3 separate regions of the Homo sapiens genome follow, and regions 1 and 3 are each linked to region 2. The links are chromatin loops, found by intact Hi-C in ENCODE. Cell type or tissue: Caco-2. All regions are shown on one strand. Links, peaks and the distances in the headings refer to the core of each region. The heading gives the core; the rest is flanking DNA.

Region 1 (6,202 bases), core at 487-5,486, 450 kb before region 2:
AACTCACTGAGTATCATAAGAACAGCATGGAGAAACTGCCCCCATGATCCAATCACCTCCCACCAGATCCCTCTCTGGACATGCAGGAATTACAATTCAAGATGAGATTTGAGTGGGGACTCAGAGCCAAACCATATCAACAGTATATTCTATTAATTCAGAATCACTTGTTGAAAAGCAAAATTGTTTGCCCAGTAAATTGTAGTTGTGTAGTTGTCATAAAATTAGGTGACTAGATGTATGTGTCAGTTTCTGGTCTCCGACCTCTCTTCTATAGATATATCTGTCTATCCTCACAGTAATACCACTGTAGTCTAGATGTCTGGAAGTATAACTTCCAGGTTTGACTTTCTTCAAGGCTATACAAGGTTCAAAACAGTATCAAAATCCAGAGGTAGAAGGCAAGTTTGTGATGAGGTGCAGGGCCACATCCAGATAGGGCTAATCAGGAGTTAGTACTGACCAGGATTTGATGTTGACCTTATAACAGTGAATTAAGTTTTAAATATGAGAAGGTGGGTTGTCTTATCTGTTTTTATTACTCTCTCTGTTCCTCAGTTTTTTATTCAGTGTAACACATAGGAAAAGTATATTTCTTATTTGATTATTGTGAGCAATAATGTATTGATTCATAAAATACTTAAAATTATTCTTATTATGTAGTAGACTTCTATTATATAGTAGACTCTTACTTAATGTTTGGTATTGTAATTATTGTTTTTCTTGTTAGTATTCTTATTTTAGCATCTGGAAAGTGCTCAACATTTTACTTTGAGGCATTGCAGTTGCATCTCTTTCTACTATTGAAATGATTATGAGGCCGGGCGCGGTGGCTCACGCCTGCAATCCCAGCACTTTGGGAGGCTGAGGCGGGAAGATCACGAGGTCAGGAGATCGAGACCATCCTGGCTAACATGGTGAAACCCCATATCTACTAAAAATACAAAAAGAAATTAGTCGGGCATGCTGGCAGGCGCCTGTAGTCCCAGCTACTCAGGAGGCTGAGACAGGAGAATGGCGCGAACCCAGGAGGCAGAGGTTGCAGTGAGCCGAGATTGTGCCACTGCACTCCAGCCTGGGCGACAGAGCAAGACTCTGTCTCAAAAAAAAAAAAAATTGATTATAAACTGACAGATAATGAAAACAGGTGTAAATGGGGATATGGCTTGCAAACGTTGAACCACAAAATGCTATAGAATGGCACTACAGCAATATCAATGGAGATCATTTCCTCTTATTTGAAAAACAGAGTGGGAGAACTGGGTTTTTGAGAGTGGGTACTAATCCTGTTATATTTTTATAATTTAATGGGGAAATGAAGAAATTACTTAATACATTAAAAAACTAATACAATATCTTTCATATTATAAATATTCAATATGTATCAGCTAGTAGAGAAATTATCAGCTGGTCATGGTGGTTCAGGCCTGTAATCCCGGCATTTTGGAAGGCCAGAGTGGGTGGATTACTTGTGTTCAGTAGTTGGAGACCGGCCTGAGCAACATGGCAAAACCCTGTCTCTACAAAATTAAAAAATACTAAAACTTATTGTGGCATATGGCATGTGCCTGTAGTCTGAGCTACTCAGGAGGCCGAGGTGGGAAGATCACTTGAGCCTAGGAGGCAGAGGTTGCAGTGAGTGAGATTGCACCATTGCACTCCAGCCTGGGCAACAGAGAGAGACCTTGTCTCAAAAAAAAATTATTTTCATTTTTGTACACTAGCATTAGGTTTATTAAAAAGCAACAAGTGTAGAAAGACATCTATGCTAGAGAGATGTACTTTTACATTCAACCACTAAGTGAAAGATATATTTGTTTCTCAAAAACAAAAAGAAAACATGCTTCTCGTGGTACTCAGTAGGATGAACATCAGTTGTGCTAAAATTAAAGTAACATAGCTTTAAAAACATTTCATGTTCAGTGTATTATTATTGCCAATATACCCTCAAACAAAATGTTGTATTTTTATGTAGGTCATTATGAAACAGAAGGAAAATATATATATATATATAAAAAGATTAAAAATAATAATAGTAATATTATAACTGAAATTAATGTATATACTGAATAATTTGGAAACAAAATATTTTTGGTTTCAGAAATTTTGCCTTTTAACCAGGAAAATTCCAACTTATCTCTTCCAAGTAAAATACTTCGTGATTTTATAATTCTTCAGATATGACAAAAAACCACAACCAAAAGAGCTAAGAATATGCCTACATTTATACGCAGTATCCTCTTTTTTCAATAGTTTTAATTGGGTAAATTTGAAATCCCTGGTTGTTTATTATTTATCATTGAAGGGATCAAAATATTCACATAGGAAATTCAGGATGCATCAAATGTAATGGGAATTAGTGATTGATTATGTTGTGTTCCTTTACTGGAACCTAAAACACTTTAGAAGACTTTAAAACATTTGAAAAGTTTTCATGCTGAAAGAAAATGATAACTCTGCAGATTAGTAATTATAATATTCATGGTTCCCTACTTCAACTTTGTTCTCAACGCTTTCTGTAATCATTTAGTGACAAACTTCAGTAATTCCTTTCATTCTGCTTGAGGCTATTTCAAAATTTGTCCACTATCCTTAAACCTCCTACAAATTTTTTCACTAAAACCACTGGAAAAAAACTAACTGACAAAAATTAAGCAAATTTGTACTTACTACTGTATTCATTTTCAGCCATACTATTGCCACATTGGCCTTCCTGTAAAATATGTAAATTGAAGGGGGCCAGCTCCTCCACACCTGTGGGTGTTTCTGGTCAGGTGGGACAAGAGATTGAGAAAAGGAATAAGACACAGAGACAAAGTATAGAGAAAGAAAAGTGGGGCTAGGGGACCAGCGCTCAGCATACGGAGGACCCACGCCGGCACGGGTCTGCGTTCCCTGAGTATTTATTGATCACTCTACCATTTCGGAGAGGGGGATGTGGCAGGTCAATAGGGTAATAGTGGGGAGAGGGTCAGCAGGAAAACATGTGAGCAAAGATCTCTGTGTCATAAATAAGTTTAAGGAAAGGTGCTGTGCTTTGTTGTGCATGTACACAAACATCTTGGTGCATTAAAGAGCAGTATTGCCACTAGCATGTCTCACCTCCAGCCCTAAGGCTGTTTTCTCCTATCTCAGTAAATAGAACATACAATCAGGTTTTACACCGAGACATTCCATTCCCAGGGACAAGCAGGAGACAGATGCCTTCCTCTTATCTCAACTGCAAAGAGGCCTTCATATTTTACTAATCCTCCTCAGCACAGACCCTTTACGGGTGTTGGGCTGGGGGACGGTCAGGTCTTTCCCTTCCCACGAGGCCATATCTCAGGCTATCACATGGTGAGAAACCTTGGACAATACCTGGCTTTCCTAGGCAGAGGTCCCTGCGGCCTTCCACAGTGTATTGTGTCCCTGGGTACTTGAGATTAGAGAATGGCGATGACTTTTACCAAGCATACTGCCTTCAAGCACTTTTTTAACAAAGCACATTCTGCACAGCCCTAAATCCATTAAACCTTGGGTCAACACAGCACATATCTCTGCAAGCACAGGGTTGGGGCTAGGGTTACAGATTAACAACATCTCAAGGCAGAAGAATTTCTCTTAGTACAGAACAAAATGGAGTTTCTTATGTCTACTTCTTTCTACATAGACACATTAACAGTCTGATTTCTCTTTCTTTTCCCCACATAGAGTAAAAAAAAAATTATACTCATGAAGGGTTATATATGACTGTCTTCTATATATCGAGCAAATCTGTACTTGACTTTGTGCTCAAGTCCAATATAACAGCTGCTCCCTTGGCCTTCATGTGAGCAATGTTATCATGTTGGTCCGCAAACAAAGGAATGCCCATGGAGGGACTCCACGGTAGATCATCTCATAGATGCTATTGTTCCACCATAAGTTATAAAGGCTTTGGTTTGGGGATGATCTAGGATTGTGTGATTTTTAGCAAGATTACTAATTGTACATCTGAGAAATAAGATGAGAAACGCACAATATAAGGCAATGAAAGATAAAGTGTTTTCTATGAACAAGTTATTGCATGCATGAAACTGCACTGATATTGCTTTCAGATCTCAGAGGAAGAAGCACCTAAGCCCACTGGGGAGGTAAGTGAAGGCTACGTGAAAAAGGTACTGTGTGACATGAGACTTGAGACTTGAAAAATGAGTGTGAGATTGCCAGAAGGAGAAAATGAAGGAACACATTCACAATAAATAAAGAGCAAGTGTGAGAAAGGGAGAGGGAAGCAAAAGAAAAATACATTATCTTAAAGAAACATTGATGTCACACTGAAAGTGATATGTAGGGCAGGGCAACAGGGAATTGAGTGGGCATGCTGGAATCAGAGGAAGGACAGGCCACACTTTATCATGAAATATATTATCATTTCATAATAAAGTTGTCAAGTATTTTCTCATAGAAAATGCAGTCTCTCATAATAAAAGAGGTGTTGTTATTTTTCAGAGGCAGTAGGGGAGATAGGTGTAAGACTGCAGAACAAAGGACAGTGTGACAATCCAGGAAGTTATCAAAAAATCCTCTGTGATATGTAACTGCATTTGAAATAAGGTACTTTGATTCCGGCCATAAAGAATGTGACTCTGGGTTAAAAAGTGCCATCCCAGGCTGAGCACAGTGGCTGATTTCTGGAATCCCAGTGTTTGGGAGTCTGAGCCTAGAGGATCGCTTGAGGCCTGGAGTTCAAGACCAGCCTGGGCAACATAGTGAGACCCTGTTACTACAAAAAAATTAGCCGGGCATGGTGGTGTGCACCTGTAGTCCCAGCCACTGGGGCGGCTGAGAAAGGAGGCTCACTACTGTAATCTATGATTGTACTACTATGCTTCAGCCTGGGCTACAGAGCAAGACCTTATCTCAGGAAACAACAACAACAACCCCTTAAAGTATGTCTTTTCCTCTCTAAAACTAGAAAATAAATATGAAGAAGTTAATTTTATTTTTAAATTTTTTATTAATAAGTGTTTAATAAATTATTTCCTGTTTATTATCACTCTGGCTATTACTCATGTTTTCAGTATTTTCTTTTTTCATGTCTTATGAAGACATTCATTCTGTGGGATCCACCTATGCCACTGAGTATTGGATCTTAAGGTATTTGGTTTCCTTCCAAAAATACCTTATTGACAATACCTTATAGCATGCAGGAATTCTAAAGAGATTAAGAGATCGCATAGTTAAACGCCTTTCATATGACAGACAAGGAAATGAGGACAAGACAGGGTGAGTAATGAGAACTGTTAAAACATTGATGTAAATAGGAATACTCACATTTCTCGTACTTACTTTTATATTCAATTAAGGTATGAAATGTAACCTTGATGTTTCACAAATAGTTTCTTAAACAAATGAGATTATCAATGACAAATTTAAATATTTAAGAAAGAGTTAAACATCATTATAATTGTAATGCAAAGAATTGTAGCAAATTTCTAATGAGCTATACTTGTTTTTGTTTTATGTACCTATTTTTTATATTAGCTCTCATTTTCCAACTTAATATAACCTCTTAATTTTTTTGAGTTGTGCTGGAGGGCATTGACTTATATTATTTGTTCTATACATTATTTTATTAAAGTTTTAAATATTTTAACTTACAGAAAAGCATGTCTATGAAATCATCTGCTTGTGAGAAATAAAATAATTCTGATTTTTAAAAAGTGTAACTTCTTTTAGATGACAAAGTATTAAACACTGCTTCCAAGAAAAATCTGAAGTGGTAATTTAGAATATAAATTTCGAGTATCATCATGATTGCTGAGTTTGAAAATCCTTCAAATGTTTAATCAAAAGACCAATCTTAATTCAAAAGTTATTACTTTTGTAATAACTGTTTAAAAAATTCAAAATTGTGATGATGCTTAATTTTGTTGAACTGACAGTTAACACTTTGATGATGTACTACAAAGCATTAACGTCAGTGATTAATATGATTTCATATAGCCAAGTCATTTCCATGCCCAGGCCCAAAATAAGGTACTGATTTTGGAATTCCCAAGATCCTTATAAACTGAAGTACCATAGACAATTTTTTTAACTTTTACTTGGTATATGAGTGTTAGAGTTAATTCAAATTTTCAGCAAAAAAATTAGTATAGGTAATTAGAAGGCAATAGCAGACAGAAAATTTAAAAAGTAGCTCACAAATACCTAAAGACCAGAGGAGTACTCTATA
Region 2 (6,202 bases), core at 401-5,400:
ATGGTGGCCTTCTTCTTGCTGCTCCAATAAGCAGTGCCCTGGTGGGGACTCTCTGTGGGGGCTCACAGCACACATTTTCCTTTCACACTGCCTTAGCAGAGTTTTTCCATGATGGTCTCACCCCTGTAGCAAACTTCTGCCTGGACATTCAGGAGTTTCCGTACATCTTCTAAAATCAAGGTGGAGGTTCCCAAACCCCAATTTTTGACATCCATGTACTGCAGGCTCCATACCATGTGGAAGCTGCCAAGGTTTGAGGCTTCCACCCTCTGAAGCCATGGTCTGAGTTCTACATTGGCCCATTTCAGCCACGGCTGGAGTGGCTGAGATGAAAGGCACCAAGTCTCTAGACTGCACACAGCATGTGGACCCTGAGCCCTGCCTAGGAAACCATTTTTTTCTCCTAGACCTCTGGGTCTGTGATGGGAGAGGCTGCTGCAAAGGTCTCTGACATTCCTGGAAGACATTTTCCCCATTGTCTTGAGGATTAACATTCAGCTTTTCATTACTAATGCAAATACATGCAGCCAGTTTGAATTTCTCCTCAGAAAATAAGATTTTCTTTTCTATTGCATTATTAGGCTGCAAATTTTCCAAACTTTTATGCTCTGCTTTCCTTTCAAAAAGGAATGCATTTAACAGCACCCAAGTCACCTCTTGAATGCTTTGCTGCTTAGAAATTTCTTCTGTCAGATACCCTAAATCATCTCTCTCAAGTTCAAAGTTTCACAAATCTCTAGCCCGGGGCAAAATGCCACCCGTCTCTTTACTAAAACATAACAAGAATCACCTCTGCTCTAGTTCCTAACAAGTTCCTCATCTCTATCTAAGACAACCTGAGCCTGGATTTCATTGTCCATACCATTTCCAATACTTTTGTCAAAGTCATTCAACAAGTCTCTATGAAATTCCAAACTTTCTCTCATTTTTCTGTCTTCTTCTGAGCCCTCCAAACTGTTCCAATCTTTGCCTATTACCCAGTTCCAAAGTCGCTTCTACATTTTTGGGTATCTTTTCAGCAATGCCCCACCCTACTAGTACCAATTTACTCTATTTTTCTGTTTTCACACTGTTGATAAAGACAAACCAGATACTGTGAAGAAAAAGAGGCTTGGCCAGGCGTGGTGACTCACACCTGTAATCCCAGCACTTTGGGAGGCCAAGACGTGCAGATCATGAGGTCAGGAGATTGAAACCATCCTGGCTAACACGGTGAAACCCCATCTCTACTCAAAATACAAAAAATTAGCCAGACGCCTTGGTGGGCACCTGTAGTCCCAGCTACTCGGGAGGCTGAGGCAGGAGAATGCCATGAACCCGGGGGGCAGAGTTTGCAGTGAGCCGTGATCGCGCCACTGCACTCCAACCTGGGGGACAGAGCGAGACTCTGTCTCAAAAAAAAAAAAAAAAGAAAAGAAAGAAAAGGAGGCTTAATTAGACTTAAAGTTCCTCATGGCTGGGGAGGCCTCAGAATCAGAGCAGGAGGTGAATGGCACTTCTTACATGGTAGCAGCAACAGAAAATGTGGAAGATGCAAAAGTGGAAACCCCAGATAAAACCATCAGATCTCATGAGACTCATTCACTATAATGAGAACAGTATGGAAGAAACAGTCCCCGTGATTCAAATTAACTCCCATAGGGTCCCTCACACAACACATGGAAATTATGGGAGTACAATTCAAGATGATATTTGGGTGGGGACACAGAGCCAAACCATATCAATACTCATCAGTGATACTGGCTTGTAGTTTTATTGTTTTGTTATGCCCATGCTTTGTTTTTGTGTAAGAGTAACATTATCCTCATAGAATGAGTTTGAATTATTCCCTTTTTTTTTTATTTCTCTTTTTCTTTTCTTTTTTTTTTTTGAAAAGGTTGAGTCAGATTGGTATCAAGCTGTTACATGTTGGGTATAATTCAAAAGTGGGATCATAAGTTTCTGAACCTTTTTATTTTGATGAAAGACATTTTATTACTTCAATAACAGCTTCAATCCCTTGCCCATTATTATTTGTTTGATGTTTTCAACCGCTTTATAGTTCAATCTTAGTAAGTTTTGAGTCCAGAAATTCATATATTTCTTCTAGGTTTACTATTAATTTATCATAACAATTCTAATAGTTTTGTATTATTTTGGTCTCAGTTTTTATGTCTCTTCTTTTTCCATTTCTGATGGTTTTTATTTGCATCTTGTCTATGTTTTTCTTGCTTAACTTAGCTAAAGGTTTGTTAACATCATTGATCTTTGAAACAAGTCAGGGTCACTGGTCTGGTTGTCTAAGGTGTTATCAGAGCTTGTGATCTCAGGACCAAAAAAATTAAGAAGCGTGGTTACAAAGGGTGAGGTTGGAGCAAAAATTTAATAACAAAAAAACAAAGCTCTCGGCAGTGGAGAGGGTTCCCTGATGGTTGCTGTGTTACGGTTGTATTCAAAAGCTCTTATGAGGAACTGCTTTCATCTCTGTAACTGAGTAACTTTTCTTATCTATAAAACTGCCTGCATAGTTTCATCTCTGTAACTGAGTAACTTTTCTTATCTATAAAACCGCCTGCATATCTCCCAGTTATTCTCTGTCATTGTGGATATGTCTCCAGGAAAGCACAAAGTGCTGTTTCTTGCGTTTGTATAATGATGGGTTTGTTTTAGGTACACCCCCCTCCTCTCTTTGCAAATTCCCATGGAGCCCACTGTGTACATGTCTGAAAAGGGGAGGACACTTTTTCCTGGGAGCTTACTAATCATACAAAGAGCAAAGGGTTTCTATGCTGGACATTGCATGCCTTGCCTGCTTATCTGTGGCTTATCTGTGCAGGTGCACTGTAGCTGTGATTTTTTTTTTAGGCAGGCAGCTTCTGCAGTCTGAGTTTTTCCCCAAGCTGCTCTATTTTTCCTGTAGTTGTGAGTTTTCAGGAAGGCAGCATTTTTGAGGACCAGCCTTAATTGTTTACTTAACTGATTTTCTCTTTTCTTCTCCATCATCTTCACAAAAAAACAACTTTTTGTTTCATAGATCTTTTGTATTGTGTTTATTTTAGCCTCAAATTTATTTAACTGTGTTCTGGTCTTTATAATTTCTTTCTTTCTATTAGCTTTGGGTTTGGTTTGTTCCTGCTTTTTTAGTTCTTTGATGTATAGGATTAGGTTATTTGAAGTCTTTCAACTTTTTTGATACAGATGTTTGTTACAAGAAACTTTCTTCTTACAGTTTTTTTGGCCATCTTCCATAGATGTTGGTATGCTGTACTTCCATTTTCATTTGTCTCACAAAATTTTTAAATTTTCTTCTTAATAACTTCATTGACATGTTTGTCATTTAGCAGTATGTTTAATTTCCATGTGTTCATGTCTGTTTTCCAGATTCTTCTTTTAATTTATTTTTTGTTTTATTTCATTGTGGTCAGAAAATATACTTCATATGATACTTGTGTTTTTGAATTTGTACAGGCTTGTTTGGTAGCCTATCATAGAATTAAGGGAGACATTTTTTGTGCTAATAAAAAGAATGTCTATTCTACAGCAATTATGTGAAACTTTCTGTATATGTCAGTTAGGCCCTTCATATCTAGTGTGTACTTTAACTCTGATGTTTCTGTGTTGATTTTCTTCCTGGATAATCTTTCCATTACAGAGAATGGGGTGTTAAAGTCTCCTACTATTGCTGTGTTGCATGCTAGTTTTGCCTTTAGGTCTGTTAATGTTTGCTTTACATGCTTGAGAGCTCAGGTTTTGGTAAGTATAATGACTAAATCTTGCTAAACTGACCCCTTCATTATCATGTAGTTACTGTCTTTGTTTTTTGTTTTTTTTTTCCCGTCTGATTTGTAATCTGTTTATAACTACACCTGTACTTTTCTGGTTTCTAGTTGCATGGAATATATTTTGCCATCCCTTCACTTTCAGTCTATGTATGGCTTTATAAGTGAAGTGGGTTTCTTTAAGGCAGCATGATTCTTTATTCAGCCATTCTATGTCTTTTAACTGAGAACTGAGACAATTTACATCCATTTTTATTATTGACAAGTAAGGCTTACTAGAGCCATTTTGTTGATTGTTTACTGTTTGTTTTTAGACTCCTCTCTTCCTTCCTTCCTGTCTTTCTTCATAATTAGGTGATTGTCTCTGGTAGTATATTTCAAGTTGCTGCTTTTTAAGTACATCAATGATAGATTTCTTAACTGTGGTTACCAGTAGACTTACAGAAAACCATTTTAGAGATATGGCATGTTATTTTAAAGAGATCACAACTTAGATTGCAAATAAAATTATAAAATAAATAAGGGCAAAAGTCACAGAAAATGTATATACTTTAACTCAATCACCTACCCATTTTGACTCATAGTTATCTTGATTTACATATTTGTATATCATCTGTTTCTTAACCGGTTGCTATAGTTGTTATGTTTTCTGGGATAGGTGAAATGCAGAACACAAATTCAGTACTAGCTTATTCTGGGTTTTTGCATGTACTCAATTTTACCACTTGTTTTTATACCTTGAAAAGTTACTTTTTGCATGATAGTGTTTTACTCTTTCTGACTGAAGAGCTCCCATTAGCATTTTTTGCAAGATGGGTCTGGTGGTGGAGTCTCAGGACTTTTCCTTAGTTCAGCTAAAGATGGGATCCTTGTCTGTCCCATGGCCACAAAAATTTAGGCTCACAGATGGTTTGAATGTCGAGGACTCTGAAAGGCCAGAGTCCCCCTGCTAGAGTGCTTCCTGCTCAAAGCTTGAATCCCAGCTTCCACACAGAAAGAGGAGGGGCCTGGCTCTTCCCCACTGCAAATGGCACAAACTTGCTGAGGTTCCACCCCAGTGAACATTTTTCTCAGTGTTCAAGCTCTTTGGAGATTCTCTGGGGACCACCTCCTACCTGGCTGTCTCTTTCCCCCTTGTAAAGAAGTACATCTGAATGCTATTTGAAAGAGCATAAGGAAGATCAATCTTTACTGCTTCCTGCTGACAAGGGGTGCTGTTTTTGGGAAATGGTGGTCAGAGCTCACTCACAGGCCTATCTAAGAGTTCCCCCAGCAGAAAGGGCCATTGTCAGAGACTCTGCTTGCATTATTGTTTGGAGTTTGATGCCCTGAAGGCAAGAACAGACAAACTAGGTTATTAGAAAACATGTATCAAAATGAAACAAGGGGAGGAGTAAGGATAGCTCAAAAATTCTGAGGCCTTTTATCACTTTGCACAGGGAGAGAAAGGCCAAAAGCCAGACTGGTAAAATACCCTTTTGCTGGCATGTTGGTCTTCTGGGTTCCCTTCTTCTGGGCCCAATCTTTAGCCAACCAGCTTAAGGTTTGGAAAGTTAACTCTTTCCAGTTTGGAAGATGCATCTGAGGGGAATGTCCCAGAATACGGAGACATAATTACCTATCCGTGAAGAGAGAACAGAGGAGAAGAAAGGAAAAAGAAGGCACCTTTTAAAGAAGTCCCAGGGGGTCATGATGCATTCAAAATGGGTACAGACTGAAGGTGAATGGCTACTCACCTAGGAAGAGGGTGGCAGGTGTCCCTAGTTCTCTTCTCTTTCTAGCAGATACCTGGGGTACATGAGGGAGAAAGAGCATCCTCTTTTCTTCTTCCGTCCTTGCTTCCCCGAGTGCTGGTAACCTTGGTATGTGCTGAAACAGGTGTCAAAGCAACATGCACCCATGAACCAGTGGGGCCTAGGGGGTGAGAACATTCACTCTTACCCACTTACCCACATACACCCTATCTCCCCTGCTTTCAGTAGTCTGGGAGTCCCTAGACCTCATCTATGCCATGGATACTAACAAGGCTTTTATCCATGAACCAGGGAGCTTGGGCTTCACTTAATTGGCAGGAAACAGCCACACTCACCTGCACTGTGCATTTTGTTGCACAAAGTAGGGGCTTATCCTGCCTTAGGGACTGACTCTTTTTCAGGTTTGATATCTGCATGTTTTCCTTGGCCTGGCTCTTATAAAACCCCACCCAGGAACTGGGTTTTCTCCTGCCTGTCTGCGTGTGTGTTATGTGTAATGTCTGCAGAAAGAGCTCTAAATGATTTTGGCCTGAAAAAGACAAACACTTGCATCTAATATTTTTTAAAGAGAAGTTAAAAACTGTGGTACCGTTCAGTTCACGTGACTTTAATCTTTGAGAAATAGGAAGAGGCTTAAAGATTAATGGTAAAAAGCAGATGTCATTACAGTGTAAATAGGTGGACTAAATA
Region 3 (6,202 bases), core at 484-5,483, 360 kb before region 2:
GCTACCTTGTGAAGAAGGTGCTTGCTTCTCTTTCACCTTCCACCATGATTGTAAGTTTCCTCAGTCTTCCCCAGCCATGCAGAACTGTGAATCAGTTAAACCTTTTTTTTAAAATAAGTTACCCAGTCTCAGGTAGTTCTTTATAGCAGTGTGAAAATGGACTGATACACCCCTGTTCTCCACTTTCTACTTAGTCTTTTAGTAATGACAATATAGCCTTTTACCATCCCCTTCACCAGACGCTCCCTACAGGGTAAGTTCATCTATGCACTCTAAGACGGAACTCTCTTTGAGAGTTAACAGTCGATTTATAGACCAAAGCATGCCTGCTATGGAACTCTCACCCACCAGAGGGTTACCTCAAGAGATAACAATTGAAAAACATGTCCGCTACTGTCTCCCAGCTAGGGAGTTTTTATCATAGTCCTGCCCACAAAAATGCCAGAAGTCACCAGCTTGACCTCCTGGTATGTAAGGGACCAAGCTAACATGCAGACCCCTCACCTTGCTCACTTCCTCTCCTGCCTTTTAAAAGTGCCTGCTTTAGGTTCTCACTCATAAGTAGGAGTTGAAGAATGAAAACACATGGACACAGGGAGGGGAACAACACACACCATGGCCTGTTGGGAAGTTGGGGATGAGGGGAAGGAACTTAGAGGATGGGTCCGTAGGTGCAGCAAACCACCATGGCACACATATACCTGTGTAGCAAACCTGCACGTTCTGTACATGTATCCCAGAACTTAAAGTAAAATAAAAAAATAAAAAAATAAAAAGAAAAAAGAAAATGAAAAAACAAAAAAAGGAAAAAGAAAGTAAGTGCCTGCTTTTGCTCCAGAAACAAAGTAGTACATTTAAAGTCAAGACTCCTGTGCTTCTTCCCCTAAGCTAGCTTGGGAAATAAATCACTTTGTTTATACCAGACCTCGCTTTTGTTAATTGGGCTCTGCAAGCATTGAGTGACTAACCTGCATTTATTAGTTACATTCTCACTGCATTTGTACTTGTCTCCATTACAACAATTATAATTATAGATACATTTTAAGTTACTATGGAGCCCCAGCAGAATGCCTGTCACATCAAAATTATCAAAGAAGTATTTAGTAAAGAGAAGAAAAAAAAGAATAAACAGAAGATATCAACAGCTCTGGATTCTACCAGTGACCAGCATTCAATCAACTCTATATAAATTATTCTCTCTGTTCCTATATTTTCTCCTTTGTCCAGTAAGAAATTGGACTCATGGCCAGATGCAGTGGCTCATGCCTGTAATCCCAGCACTTTGGGAGGCTCAGTGGGGTGGATCACTTGAGCCCAGGTGTTCTGAGACCAGCCTGGGCAAAATGGGGAAACCCCATTGTGGGGGTTCAGTCAGGCTGGTGGGAAAAATTTTAGTTATCATAGCCACAAACCCTCTTGGAAGGCCTGAGAGTTTGCATAACTTCAGTAATAGATCTAGCTGAAGGCAGCCTAGTCCCTTTACCTTTAGTTAAATAGGTTAAAGTAGATACAAAGGAATGTGGGGGAGTTTATCTAACTAGCTTGTTTACTCATGTGGTCCTAAGACTAATCTTAGTGTGCTTAATTGCTTTCTACTCGGGAGGTCCGCAATGTCAATTACCCTCTAGTGGTGTTGACTCAAGCCTTTGTCAATTAATCTTTACTGAATGAATGTGAGTCTTGCTGTGTCTAGGCTGGAGGTTCCAACTATTTACAGCACTCTTCTTGGTGTCTGTAAGTGGTCTGGATGCTCAGCCAGACTGGCAAAGCAGAATATCTGTGTCAGTGCACGTTATTCATCTGTCATTGGGTCAGGGTCTGCAGGACAGACCCCTGCACCCCATCTCTACAAAAAACACCCCCTGCAAAATTGTCTGGGCATGGTGCCACATGCCTGTAGTCCCAGCTACTTGGGAGACTGAAGCGGGAGGATTCCCTGAGTCCAGGAGGTGGAGGCTGATATAAGCCAGGATCATATCATTGCACTTCAGCCTAGGCAATAGAATGAGACCCTGTCTAAAAAGAATTAAAAAAAAAAAAAAAGGAAAGAAAGGAAAAAAAGAAAAACGATATGGAGCTTGAACTTTCCTTGACTTTGGGCACGTCACATGGCTTCGATTTCTTCATCTATAAAATGTCAACCACAGAGTTATTGTGAAGATCAAATGAGCTGTGCATGTGAAATGAAACTACCTTTACAAGCATTAAATGCTATAAAAATTTTAAGCATGGCTTTTAGTAGTTTTAGCTCTAATTTTCTATTATTCTAAATAGTGGAATGTGGTAGAAGTATATCACTGTTTTTTCTTTTTTTCTTTTTAACCAGTGGTGGGGATAAGGGGAAGGAAGTGGTTGAAAAATCGAAAGGGAACTTCTTACTTGGGTAAGTCTGGACTTAATTGTGCCAAACTTTCTAAAGCAGCTTCCAGGACAAATTTCCAGGAATATTTAAAAAATTGTTTAGACTGACTGGAACACAGATATGAAGCCACATTTTTTGTGCACGTGTGACTATGTGTGCCTCTGGAAGATTTCAACACAAACACGCTCTCATCTAAATTAACGCTTTCCTCTGAATTGACTCATTTGACCAGCATAACCAGTTTGCATGCCAGTGCAAGCAGAGAAAGTTGTAATAAAAAGAAGAAAAGAATGAAAGGCATTTAGAAATTCGGTGGTTAAATGTACACTTAGTTAATCATTGTATTTGTTTTTCAAGGGCTTCCTAACCTTTTGGAGAAAGAAAAATATGGCAGAAAGCTGACTGAAGTTTGAAATTAATATGTGCAAAATGTCTGTAGAGGATCTAGTCTATCCTCCTTTCCTTCATCTTAAGACTTAATTTTATCCAAAAATTAAGTAGCCTGATTAGTCATCCTTGCTTTCTTCTCTTCCTGGCTCCTTGGGTTTTTTCCCACATGTATTTGTTCAGCATCTATTACAAAGCAGGCACTGCCCAAGGCATTGTTTTTAATGTACAAGTAGGGAGTTTGAAATTCATCCTTTCGATCAGAAGTTCTCAAACTATACGGTGTATATGATTCACAAGGAAAATTTGTCCAAAGTGCAGATTTCTAGTCTTAATCCCAGATATCAGATTTGAGGCTCTTCGTGGGGCCTGGCAATCTGCCATTTTAACAAGTGTCTGGGAGAGCTGTGGCTCATGCCTATTATGCCAGCACTTTGGAAGGACGATGCAAGAGGATTGATTGGAATTTGTGACCAGCCTAGGCAACACTGCATGACTCTGTCTCCACAAAAATTTAAAAAATTAGCCAGGTGTGGTGTTGCATGACTGTAGTCCCAGCTATTTGGGAGGCTGAGGTGGGAGGATGGAGTGAGCTGTGATCGTGCCACTGCACTCCAGCCTGCGAGACAGAGGTGAGACCTTGCCTCAAGAGACAACAACAGGGCCAAACGCGGTGGCTCACGCCTGCAATCCCAGCACTTTGGGAGGCTGAGGCAGGCGGATCACCTGAAGTTGGGAGTTTGAGACCAGCCTGACCAACATGGAGAAACCCCATCTTTACTAAAAAATACAAAATTAGCCAGGCATGGTGGTGCGTGCCTGTAGTCCCAGGTGAGACAGGAGAATCGCTTGAACCCGGGAGGTGGAGGTTGCAGTGAGCGAAGATGGCACCACTGCACTCCAGCCTGGGCAACAAGAGAGAAACTCTGTCTCAAAAAAAAAAAAAAAAGACAACAACAATGGCCGGGTTCAGTGGCTCACGCGTGTAATCCCAGCACTTTGGGAAGCCAAGGAGAATGGATTATCTGAGGTCAGGAGTTCGAGACCAGCCTGGCCAACATGGTGAAACCCTGTCTCTACTAAAAATACAAAAATTAGTCAGGCATGGTGGCAGACACCTATAATCCCAGCTATTCAGTAGGGTAAGGCAGGAGAATGGCCTGAACCCAGGAGGCATAGTTTGCAGTGAGCCGAGATCGCACCACTGCACTCCAGCCTGGGTAACAGATGGAGATTCCATCTCAAAAAAAAAAAAAAAAAAGACAACAACAAACAAGTGATAAGCAATTCAAGGGACTCCATTCACCTGTTTGAAATTAATAAAACACTTAGTGATTAGATTAGGTTGGTGGGCAGCTGAACTCTTCAAGATTTTATCTATATCTCTTTAAGAACTCCAGAATCGGGGCTCTCTGTTCGAATCCAGACTCTGCCACTTAGGAGCTATTCAGTTGATTGTATTAATCAAGTTAACCTCTTTGTACTCTGTGTCCTCCTCTGTGACAGTACATGGGAATCAAAATATCTACCTCAGAGAGTCACTGGGCAGATTTAGCAGATAAAGCATGGGTGTTATCTGGCATATAGCAGTAAGTACAAAAAAGTAGCTACAATAATAATAACATAACATATAAATTAATATAATAACATTGTTACCATTATTGGCAGTAGTTTTACTGTGGCTCTATTTTTTAGAGAGAAGAGAGAAGACACAAAGTTTTGCCCACAATAAGTGGTCAGGTCTTGGAATATGACTAGATGATTGCTTCAAAAGAGAGAAGTGTTCTGACTGCTTGTATATGTCTTCTGAGGCGGAAATTGCTGTTAGTAACAACCATTTTAGTTTACATTTTCTAAATATTATTAAATCCCTGAGTAGTAGGTAATATTATTGCTATTCTGACATTTTCTTCTCATGGCTTAATTTAAAAGAATCAAAATTATACCCAGCTCAGAGAGGTAAATAACAAATGTTCTCAAGAAGCATCTAAGGCCAGGTGCAGTGGCTCACGCCTGTAATCCCAGCACTTTGGGAGGCCGAGGCAGGTGGATCACGAGGTCCGGAGTTCAAGACCAGCCTGAACAATACAGTGAAACCGCGTCTCTACTAAAAATACAAAAATTATCTGGGCGTGGTGGTGGGAGCCTATAATCCCAGCTACTAGGGAGGCTGAGGCAGGGAACTCCTTGAACCCTGGACGTGCAGGTTGCAGTGAGCTGAGATCGTGCCACTGCACTCCAGCCTGGACGACAGAGTGAGACTCCGTCTCAAAAAAAAAAAAAAAAGCATCTAAAACAGGGGTCCCCAACCCCCATGACACAGATTCTGGTCCATGGTCTTTAGGAACTGGGTTGCATAGTAGGAGGTGACCAGCAGGCAAGCAAGTGAGCATTACCACCTGAGCACCACCTCCTGTTGGATTAGTGGTGGCATTAGATTCTCATAGGATCGTGAACCCCATTGCAAATCGTGCATGTGAAGGAGCTACATTGTAAGCTCCTGATGAGAGTCTAACTAATGCCTGATGATCTGAGGTGGAATAGTTTCATCTGGAAACCATTCATCTCTCTTGTCCATGGAAAAATTGTTTTCCATTAAACTGGTCCCTGGTGCCAAAAAGGCTGGGGACTGCTGATCTAAAAGATGTCCTCATCATAATCACAGATAATGAATACAGAATACTCAGTATCGGAGGAAAGATAAAAAGTTCAGTTTGGGTCAATTTCTTCACTATTTACATACACTTAGGGCCTTAGACCCTTCCATGCTAAAATTTAAATGCATGCATTAGCTCATTTAATCTATAATAGCCCTATAAGTAAATTGCTATTATAATCCTTATTTATTTATTTATACATTTTTTTGAGATGGAGTCTCGCTCTGTTGCCCAGGCTGGAGTGCAGTGGCATAATCTTGGCTCACTGCAACCTTCACTTCCCAGGTTCAAGCGACTCTCCTGCCTCAGCACTCCCTGGGACTACAGGTGTGCACCACCACACCACACTAATTTTTAAAATATTTTTTAGTAGAGATGGGGTTTCACCATGTTGGCCAGGTTGGCCTTGAACTCCTGAACTCAGGTGATCAGCCCACCTTGACCTCCCAGAGTGCTGGGATTACAGGCGTGAGCCACTGCGCCTGGCCTATAATCTCATTTTAAAAGATGCCATTATAAAACATCTTTAAAAATGAAATTTATTCTCTGAAGTGTCAACATAATAAGAAAGAAAAAAAAGACACTTAGGTTAACTAAAGTAATAAAGGAACTCAAACTTGAACCAAGAGCTATGTGATCTTACATCTCACTTTAGTCTGCATATCAAACCGCCTCCTAGACACTTTGAGGCTCACGGGTCTGAAGTGGGTGTAGTGGCATCCTGGGAAGATTTAATAGGACAACAAAGGTAAGTCACACAATGAGCTCTAAATTCTAGTCTGTCCAAAGCATGCTC

The links. Hi-C counts contacts between places; a loop is a spot of excess contacts. Peaks named below come from ENCODE experiments on the same cell type or tissue, not always from the same donor. Only the 100,000 strongest peaks of a DNase experiment are listed, where the experiment ranks them.
Region 1: a loop joins it to region 2, with 14 times the contacts of the local background. A loop is called at or near these places in 1 of 110 quality-filtered maps.
Region 3: a loop joins it to region 2, with 6 times the contacts of the local background. A loop is called at or near these places in 1 of 110 quality-filtered maps.

What each region holds. Positions count from the first base shown.
Region 1 is chr4:68,278,737-68,284,938 of GRCh38, forward strand. No RefSeq gene overlaps it. Among named protein-coding and RNA genes, the nearest start is that of TMPRSS11B, 36 kb to the left of the region's middle. In Caco-2, for the core only: no CTCF peak of the experiment used is centred there; a DNase peak (open chromatin) is centred at 3,365; H3K4me3 peaks cover 353 bases.
Region 2 is chr4:68,730,582-68,736,783 of GRCh38, forward strand. No RefSeq gene overlaps it. Among named protein-coding and RNA genes, the nearest start is that of UGT2B15, 63 kb to the left of the region's middle. In Caco-2, for the core only: no CTCF peak of the experiment used is centred there; DNase peaks (open chromatin) are centred at 2,390 and 2,730; H3K4me3 peaks cover 179 bases.
Region 3 is chr4:68,366,406-68,372,607 of GRCh38, forward strand. No RefSeq gene overlaps it. Among named protein-coding and RNA genes, the nearest start is that of YTHDC1, 19 kb to the left of the region's middle. In Caco-2, for the core only: no CTCF peak of the experiment used is centred there; DNase peaks (open chromatin) are centred at 1,651, 2,556 and 3,256.